Regions from separate parts of the Homo sapiens genome. Here region 1 is linked to region 2. Evidence: read pairs that join two places in POLR2A ChIA-PET (ENCODE). Cell type or tissue: Panc1. All regions are shown on one strand. Each heading gives the region's core, and the rest is flanking DNA. Links, peaks and the distances in the headings are about the cores only.

The links. Peaks named below come from ENCODE experiments on the same cell type or tissue, not always from the same donor. Only the 100,000 strongest peaks of a DNase experiment are listed, where the experiment ranks them.
Region 1: POLR2A ChIA-PET joins it to region 2 with 10 read pairs; 3 of 35 experiments call an interaction of 5 or more read pairs at or near these places.

Annotation. Positions count from the first base shown.
Region 1 is chr1:8,053,072-8,058,012 of GRCh38, forward strand. The region is part of intron 2 of ERRFI1-DT (ERRFI1 divergent transcript); the gene reads left to right. It also overlaps the pseudogene RPL7AP18. Among named protein-coding and RNA genes, the nearest start is that of ERRFI1-DT, 29 kb to the left of the region's middle. In Panc1, for the core only: no CTCF peak of the experiment used is centred there; no DNase peak of the experiment used is centred there; H3K27ac peaks cover 2,454 bases.
Region 2 is chr1:8,274,806-8,279,746 of GRCh38, forward strand. The region is part of intron 1 of LINC03154 (long intergenic non-protein coding RNA 3154); the gene reads left to right. Among named protein-coding and RNA genes, the nearest start is that of LINC03154, 18 kb to the left of the region's middle. RefSeq lists an enhancer at 1,632-1,691. In Panc1, for the core only: no CTCF peak of the experiment used is centred there; no DNase peak of the experiment used is centred there; H3K27ac peaks cover 1,064 bases.

The DNA of each region.
Region 1 (4,941 bases), core at 882-3,381, 220 kb before region 2:
CAAAAGATCCCCCATATCTGCATACATAATGAATTTTTTTAAGTTTCATTGAGGTATCTTCTTGTGGTTTTTATAAAAGATATTTTCTGGCTGGGCACTGTAATTCTAGCACTTTGGGAGGCCGAGATGGGTAGATCACCTGAGGTCAGGAGTTCGAGACCAGCCTGGCCAACATGGTGAAATCCCGTCTCTACCAAAACCACAAAAAATTAGCCAGGCGTGGTGTCATGCACCTGTAGTCCCAGCTACTCGGGAGGCTGAGGCAGGAGAATTGCTTGAACCCAGAAGGCAGAGGTTGCAGCGAGCTGAGATTGCACCACTGCACTCCAGCCTGGGTAACAGAACAGAGTGGGACTCCGTCTCAAAAAAAAAAAAAAAAAAAAAAAAAAGGTATTTTCTGCCTTGGGACCTTATTTGCTGGTCTCTTTGCCTCCAGCTTCTCATGGCTTACTTTGGCCCTTCAGTAATCTGCTCAAAACTTCCTTCTTCAAAGAAGCCTCTTCTGACCACCCTGTCTAAAATGGAAACTCTCATCTGCTTACACTTCATCCTGATCTTATGTCTGTTTGTGTGGTGTTGCTTTCCCCAGAAAGGACCATGAGAGCAGGAACTTTGTCTTGCATCTGATCATTACATCCCCAGGGCCTAGAACGGTGCCTGGGGTACAGAGGTGCCCAATAAATATGTGTTTAGTCAATGCAAGAATGAAGATAATTGGAGCATCGTCAATTTCCTTATCACTTTATTGCCAGTCTTTGCTTCTTTTAATTCACAATGTTTCTTTGAGTGAATGTCTTAGGGCTGCTTTAAGAATGTAAATTGGGTGGTTATTTTGACTTTTATGTCTGCTTTTCAATATTTCTACTTTTAATTTATTTCACTTACCTAAACCTCGATCTTCCTTCCAGGAAAGATAAATTTGGTTCATTCTAATCCTCTTTCTCCTCCAAATTGTGGTTTAGTAGTCTAACCTTCTTTTTGAAATTCTACACGTTTTATAGTTTTTACACTCTGTTTACTGATTGATAACTTGCTATTACTGGTTTTGCTTTTTATTGAGTTAATCTACTTATCTGTCTGCTTTCACATACTTTAAGCTGCCTATTTTATTCTGATTGTGATCAAAGCTGTCACTAGTGTTTATTGATTTTTTTCTGTTCTTTCTCTCTATTTTTACATTTCTACAACATGAAATTTGTACTCACTAGTCTTTCTTTTTTTTTTTTCTTGGCAGAGTCTCACTCTGTTGCTCAGGCTGGAGTGCAGTGACGTGATCTCAGCTTCTTGTGCTCAAGTGATCCTCCCACCTTAGCCTCCAAAGTAGCTGTGACCACTGGCGTGCCACCATACCCACCTAATTTTTGTATTTTTGGTAGAGATGACATTTTGCATTTTGCCATGTTGCCCAGGCTGGTCTCAAACTCCTGAGCTCTAGCAATTCACCTGCCTCAGCCTCCCAAAATGCTGGAACTACAGGTGTGAGCCATCGTGCCTGGCTTGTAGTCACTAATCTTTACGGATTATTTCACCTTTCTAGTTCTGAAAATCGTCTCCATTCACCTTTCAGAAATGTGAGCTTGGTACACTGTACCTGTGGGACTAGTAACCTTTCTCTTAGCTCTGAGGTCAAATCACTTTTATTTGGATATGTTTTCTGGGTTTTCTTTCTAAGTTTTTGTTTGAAAACTTAAGAAATGGATGTATGAATGTTTAGAGCCTTGGTTTCTGTTGTTTTCTTTTGTTCTTGTTTTTAAGAGTGTTCCTGAGAAAATTCCTATGCAGCCTAATAATGATACTAGGATTTCATTGAGAAAATTTTAATTTTAATTTTAGAAAAGTTACTTTTTCCGGTCGGATGCAGTGGCTTATGCCTGTAATCCCAGCACTTTGGGAGGCCGAGGCCGGTGGATCACTTGAGATCAGGAATTCCAGACCAGCCTGGCCAACATGGCGAAATCCCTTCTCTACTAAAAATACAAAAATCAGCTGGGTGTAGTGGTGGGTGCCTGTAGTCCCAGCTACTCAGGAGGCTGAGGCAGGAGAATCGCTTGAACCCAGGAGGTGGAGGTTGCAATCAGCCAAGATCACCCCATTGCATTCCAGCCTAGTTTCCACATTGCTGATCTTTCCTGATTACCCTGGTACCTTTGTTTAGCACAAATGGGTTTCTTGGATTCATTCTCTAAGTCTTGAATATCTCTTGCCTTGTTATAATCTATTTGTTTAATTTACAGGAGAGGGATTTGCTGTATGATAAGCACAGTTAATCCTTTGCTCTTGGCATCTATTTTGCCATTTTCAGCTTTTGTTGGGGTACAATTAAAAATTATTTACAGGTTTAGCAGAGTGTTTTTTCTTTTCTTTTTTCTTTTCTTTTCTTTTTTTTTTTTTTTTTTTGAGATGGAGTCTCGCTCTGTTGCCCAGGCTGGAGTGCAGTGGCATGATCTTGGCTCACTGCAACCTGTGCCTCCCAGACTGAAGAGATTCTCATGCTTCACCCTCCGGAGTAGCTGGGACTATAGGCTCCCGCTACCACACCTGGCTAATTTTTATATTTTTAGTAGAGATGGGGTTTCACCATGTTGCCAGGCTGGTCTCGAACTCCGGACCTCAAGTGATCCTGCCTCGGCCTCCCAAAGTGCTGGGATTACAGGTGTGAGCCACCGTGCCCGACCTCTTTTTCTTTTCTTCCTGTTTTTTTTTTTTTTTTTTTTTTGAGACAGGGTCTCCCTGTCACCCAGGCTGGAGTGCAGTGGTGTCATCATGGGTCACTGCAGCCTTGACCTCCTGAGCTCAGGCAATCCTCCCACCTCAGCCTCCCTAGTAGCTGGGACTACAGGCATGCACCACCATGCCCAGCTAATTAAAAAAAAATTTTTTTAGAGACAAGGTCTCACTGTGTTTTCCAGGCTGGTCTCGAACTCCTGGGCTCAAGTGATCTACCCCCCTCAACCTCCCAAAGTGCTGGGATTATAGGCGTGCACCACCACACCTGGCCTGGTGTTTTTTTTTCTATATTGAAAGGCATTGCTTTTGAAGTTATCTATTTTCTTTCATATCCTCAAGTAATCTGACATAACCCATTTGTGATGACTCATGAACCCAGAGAAGATGTGGCAATTTTACTGTTCTATGTATCTTCTGTTCTTTCTGGCTTGCTCTTACACTTGTAATGCATTTATGCATTCCACAAATACGTATTAAAAGCCTATTCCATTCCAGGTGCTTTTCTGGGTACTCAGCTCCATCAATGAGCAAATGAAGTTCCTGCTCTTAGGGCACTTACATTCTAGAGACGGATAATGTATCTGTTTATATACAAGACAGTAAGTAGACAAATGATTAAGGGAAAAAGGTGCAGTAAAGTTAGAAGACAGAGTGGGGCTAAATGGCCTATTTTATTTTATTTTTTTGAGATGGAGTCTCACTCTCTCACCCAGACTGGAGTGCAGTGGCACGATCTCGGCTCACTGCAGCATTTGCATCCCGGGTTCCAGTTATTCTCCTGCCTCAGCCTCCCAGGTAGCTGGGATTACAGGCACGCACCACCATGCCTGGCTAATTTTTGTATTTTTAGTAGAGATGGAGTTTCACCATGTTGGCTAGGCTGGTCTTGAACTCCTGGACCTCAGGTGATCCTTCTGCCTTGGCCTCCCAACAGTGCTGGGATTACAGGCATGAGGCGCTGTGCCTGGCCTGTAAAGGGGCTATTTTAGAGGGATGGTCACTGATATGGGGCTATTGAGCAGAGATCTGAATGAGGGTGAACAATGAGAAGACACAGGGGAAGAGTGTTTGAGGCCATGCAAAGGGCCTGAGGCAAGAGAGTGCTTCACTTGTTCAAGTGGAGCAAGGCTGGCCTTAGAGTGAGGGCCAGTGCTAGGAGATGCATTCAGAAAGGTGGACCCTGTCGAGCCACTGTCCCCTTGATTGTGATTTGCCAGCCACCTGGCCTTGTCACATTCCTGGAACACACCTGTCCTTGCTGTCTTGTGCCTTTTCTCTTTCTGTTCTCTAGAGTGCCAGTGTTCTTTCCGTGGCTGTTCTCATGGGTGCCTTCTCATTGTGCTTTTTACAGCAGTATATTTGTTTACATCTTTTTTTTTTTGGAAGGAAAATCTGTATTATTTTAATTATTTTTATATACTGAAAACTCAACAGTGTACATTTAATCCAGCTTGGTGGCAAGTTCTTTAGCCTTTGCCTTTTTGAGATTGGTAATGCGGGCCATAGACTTGGAAGCCAGGACATTGCCTCCCCAGTGACAGCAGATCTCGTCGTGTCTGTCTTTGTAATTGGTCCTGATAGCTTCCACCAGCTTAGCCAAAGCTCCTTTGTCTTCCGAGTTAACCCATGCGAAGGCAACAGTGGTGCAGGTCTTCCTGTAGACTAGACGTCCCAGTCTTGCCTTCCCCTTGATAGTGCAGTAAGGGACCCCCATTTTACGACACAGGGCAGGCAGGAAGACAACAGCTCGATGGGATCCATGTCGTGTGCAGTGATCACCAGCTGAGACTTTTTGTTCTCCACCAAGGTGGTGACGTTGTTAACTCCTGCTTGAAGGACATTGAAGGACTGGTGGTCTCTTAGTGGGGACATCCCCTTTGCTGGCAGCTGTCTTCTCAGCCCAGAGCCAACAGCCTCTGCTTCTTCTCTTGCTTTGTCTCTGGTCTGTACTTGTGGGCCAGCTTAAGCAGCTGAGTAGCTGTATGGCGGTCCAGGGCTTGGGTGAACAGGTTCATCACAGGAGGCACTTTCAGCCTCTTATAGAGGATGGCTCTCTGCCACTGCAGCCTGATACAGTGGGGCCATTTCACAAAGCCGGTGAGGTCCCTTTTGGGCTGGATGTCCTGTCCCATGCCAAAATTCTTAGGCTGTTTCTTTTCTTTCTCTTTCCTTCCTTCCTTCCTTCCTTCCTTCCTTCCTTCCTTCCTTCCTTCC
Region 2 (4,941 bases), core at 950-3,449:
ATTTAAAATCTGTGACTGTAAAATAACTACACTGAGTCTTCTTCTTGTTCACAATGAATTGTCCATTTTCTCTCTTCTGATAAGTAATGCCTGGTTATCCAGTCCTTATATCCTGTGTCACAAAATGCTGCTGATCAAGGCTGGGCACGGTGGCTCACACCTGTAATCCCAGCGCTTTGGGAGGCTGAGCTGGGCAGATTTCTTGAGTCCAGGAGTTTGAGACCAGCCTGGGCAACATGGTGAAAGCCCCTCTCTACAGAAAATACAAAAATTAGCTGGGCATGGTGCATACCTGTAGTCTCAGCTACTTGGGAAGCTGAGGTGGGTGGATTACTTGAGCCTGGGAGGTGGAGGCTGCAGTGTGCCAAGATCCTGCCGTTGCACTTCAGCCTGGGAGACAGAGTGAGACCCTGTCTTCTTTTTTTTTGAGACAGAGTCTCTCTCTGTCACCCAGGCTGGAGTGCAGTGGCGCGATCTCGGCTCACTGCAAGCTCTGCCTCCCGGGTTCAAGCAATTCTCCTGCCTCAGCCTCCCAGGTAGCTGGGACTACAGGCGCCCGCCACCACGCCCGGCTAATTTTTTGTATTTTTAGTAGAGACAAGGTTTCACCGAGTTAGCCAGGATGGTCTCGATCTCCTGATCTCGTGATCCGCCCGCCTCAGCCTCCCAAAGTGCTGGGATTACAGGTGTGAGCCACCGCGCCAAGCCCCAAGACCCTGTCTTAAAAAAAAAAAAGGTGCTGATCTTGAACTCACTGATGATTTGTGGTGTGGGGGGTGAACAGCAGTAACCAAAAATTTCCCCGCCTAAAGTATCAGGTGTCACAGATAGCTTGGTGAGAAACGTGAGTGTCTGATGGTGGAAGATTTACTCCCATGAGGATTCAGGGGTCTTCATGTTTGTGAAATTTCTTTTCTTTCTTTTTTTTTTTTTTTTTTTTTTTTTGAGACAGAGTCTCACTCTCTTGCCCAGGCTGCAGGGCAGTGGCGCGATCACGGCTCACTGCAACCTCCACCTCCTAGGTTCAAGCGATTCTCTTGCCTCAGCCTCCTGAGTAGCTGGGATTACAGGCACGTGCCGCCATGCCCGGCTAATTTTTGTATTTTTAGTAGAGACGGGGTTTCACCATGTTGGCCAGGCTGCTCTTGAACTGCTGACCTCGTGATCCGCCCGCCTCGGCCTCCCGGAGTGCTGGGATTACAGGCATGAGCCACCGTGCCCGGCCTCATGTCTGTGAAATTTCTGGGGGTCTGGTGGTCTGGGGCATGCCAGGGTGCCCCCTCTGAAGTGAAGAGCCAACCACTGTACTTTTGGCCCCTGCCATCTGTAAGAAAGAATCCCGTGTTTGGGAGGTCGCTGGATTTTAGAGGCCACAGATGCCACATCTGGATGACACTTTCTGGCCAATTTACTGGGTAACCCCAAAAGCCACTAGCTTGGAGAGGGCCAACAGCCAGAGAAGGCGCTTCAGCTCAGCCAGGCTGCGATGCGGTGGCTCTGTCCTCAGCCTGTAAGGTCAAGCCTCACGCCATCGGCAGTCACTGGTCTCACCACGTGCACCAGCCCCCAGAGGCACTGGCGTTCGAGGATGCTGTGATGGTTAATTTTATGTGTCCATTTGGTCGAACGTGACTCTGGGTGTGTCTGTGCGGCTGTTTTAGATGAGACGAACACTAGAATTCGTAGGCTGTCTGCAACGTGGGAGCCCCCCGGAGCTTCCCCCTTGCACAGTTTCAGGCCTTCCTCATGGGGTGGGCCTCGGCCAATCAGTTGAACTCCTCCTGCCTGACTGTCTTGAGCTGAGACTTCAGTCTTTTTCCTTCCTGCAGACTCAAACAGAAACATCAGCTCTTCCTGGGTCTCGAGCCTGCCGGCTTTCACACTGCAGCTGCACCACCCGCCCTCCTGGTTCTCAGGCCTTCAGACACCGGCTGCAGCCACACCACCGGCCCTCCTGGGCCTCCAGCTTGCTGCCTGCAGACCTTGGGAGTTGTCAGCTCCATAATCATGGGAGCCAATTTCTCATTCAAAGAAATACACATACACACACCACACACACACAAACACACACACACCACACACAAACACATACACCACACACATACACCACACACATACACCCCCCACACACATACACCACACACACACCACACACACATACACACCACACACACACCACACAAACACAAACACACATAAACATACATACACATGTACACACATACACACACATGCACACCAACACATATACACATACACACACACCACGCCATACACACACCACACACACATACACACACCACACATACACACACACCACACACGTACACACACATATACACACACATGCACACCAACACATACACACATACACACACATGCACACCAACACATACACACATACACACGTGCAAACACACCACATGAACACATGCAGGTGCACACACACACACACATCTGTTTCTTTTTCTTTTAACGTTTTTTGAGACAAGGTCTCTGTTATTCAGGCTGGAGTGCAGTGGTGCAATCTTGGCTCACTGCAGCCTCGACCTCCTAGACTCAGGTGACCCTCCCACCTCAGCCTCCTGAGTAGCTGGGACCACAGGCATGTTCGAGACCAGCCCAGCCAACATGGTGAAACCCCATCTCTACTAAAAATACAAAAATTTTCCAGGCGTGGTGGTAGGCGCCTGTAATCCCAACTACTTGGGAGGCTGAGGCCGATGCATGAGAATCGCTTGAACCCAGGAGGCGGAGGTTGCTGTGAGCCGGGATCACACCACTGCACTCCAGCCTGGGCTCAAGCGATTCTCCTGCCTCGGCTCAAGCGATTCTCCTGCCTCAGCCTCCCAAGTAGCTGGGGACCACAGACATGTGCCACCGTGCCTGGGTAATTTTAATTTTTATTTTTTTTGTAGAGAGAGGGTCTTGCTATGGTGTGCAGTCTGGTCTCAAACTCCTCGGATCAAGTGATCCTCCCCTCTCAGTCTCCCAAAGTGCTGGGATTACAGGCGTGAGCTACCTTACCCAGCTCAATGCCCCCACTCCTTTTTTTTTTTTTTTTTTTTTTTTTTTGAGAAAAGGTCTCACTCTGTCAGCTAGGCTGGAATGTACGGCTCACTGCAACCTCTGCCTCCTGGACTCAAGTGATTCTCCCACCTCAGCCTCCTGAGTACCTGGAACCACAGGTGGACATTAACCTTGCCTGGCTAATTTTTTTCTTTTTCTTGCTTTTTCTGGAGATAGGGTTTTGCCATGTTGCCCAGGCTGCTTTCAAATTCATGGGCTCAAGCCATCTTCCCCCGTCAGTCCTCCAAAGTGCTGGGATTACAGGCGTGAGCCACCGTGCCTGGCCAAATTTACCTTTTAATCCATGGTTTGCCTCATATTGAGATGGGATTGTAATAGAACTAGAGGAAGGACAGGCTTTCCTCCAGACCCAGAACTGGAGACTGGATGCATTGGAGGCTTATAAAGTTTTTAAGGCAGGGGACAGTGGCTCCTGTAGTCCCAGCTACTTGGGGGCTGAGGCAGGAGGATCGCTTACACTCAGGAGTTCAAGGCTGCAATGAGTATGATCGCGCCATTGCACTCCAGCCTGGGTGACAAAGCGAGACCCTATCTCTTTTAAAACAGCAAAAAAGGAGGTCTATAAGGAAGCCTGTTTCCATTTGCATCTATAGTAGCTGCGTTCTGCTTGGGGCAGTTCTGAAATTATTTGTGTATGAAGCAGAACGCATGGTTGCTGGGCAGGCAGGGCCCAGATTGGAATGATGTTCTGTTTTGTTTTTTTTCTGAGCTGGAGGCTTGCTCTGTTGCCCAGGCTGGAGTGCAGTGGCGCAATCTCGGCTCACTGCAACCTCCGCCTCCTGGGTTCAAGCAATTCTACTGCCTCAGCCTCCCAAGTAGCTGAGATTACAAGAGCCCACCACCACACCCGCCTAATTTTTGTATTTTTAGTAGAGATGGGATTTCACCATGTTGGCCAGGCTGGTCTTGAACTCCTGACCTCAGGTGATCCGCCTCCCTCAGCCTCCCAAAGTGCTGGCATTACAGGCATGAGTCACCGGGCCCGGCCAGAATGATGTTCTTTCTGCTTACCTAGTGTTCATCCTTCTGTCTTCTGATGTAGCGCACCAATATTGGTCTGGAAATCCACTCCTTCACCCATGGGACACAGTCGTGATACAGCTGACCGTTAAAATGTCCCTCCTTGCCTGCCAAGAACTGGGTACATGACACACGTTCCATCTATCACATGCTCCCTCCCTAAAACTGGGATCCTTAGCAGAATCACACATCACTTCATCTTTCTGAGATGGAGTCTCACTCTGTCACCCAGGCTGGAGTGCAGTGGTGCGATCTTGGCTCACTGCAAGCTCCGCCTCCTGGGTTCACGCCATTCCCCTGCCTCAGCTTCCTGAGTAGCTGGGACTACAGGTGCCTGCCACCACGCCCAGCTAAGTTTTTGTATTTTTAGTAGAGACAGTGTTTCACCGTGTTGGCCAGGATGGTCTCAATCTCCTGACCTCATGATCTGCCTGCCTCAGCCTCCCAAAGTGCTGGGATTACAGGCATGAGCCACTGAGCCTGGCCCTTTTTTTTTCTTTTACCACACACCCTTATCATTTTTTTTTTTTTGGCAGTGAGAACACTTAAAATCTACTCTCTTGGCCGGGCGCAGTGGCTCACGCTTGTAATCCTAGCATTTTGGGAGGTCAAGGTGGGAGGACAACCTGAGATCAGGAGTTCAAGACCAGCCTGGCCAACATGGTGAAACTCCGTCTCTACTAAAAATACAAAAATTAGCTGGGCCTGGTGGCACATGCCTGTAATCCCAGCTACTCAGGAGGCTGAGGAAGGAGAATCACTTGAACCTGGGAGGTGGAGGCTGTAGTGAGCTGAGATCACACCACTGTACTCCAGCCTGCACGATGGGAG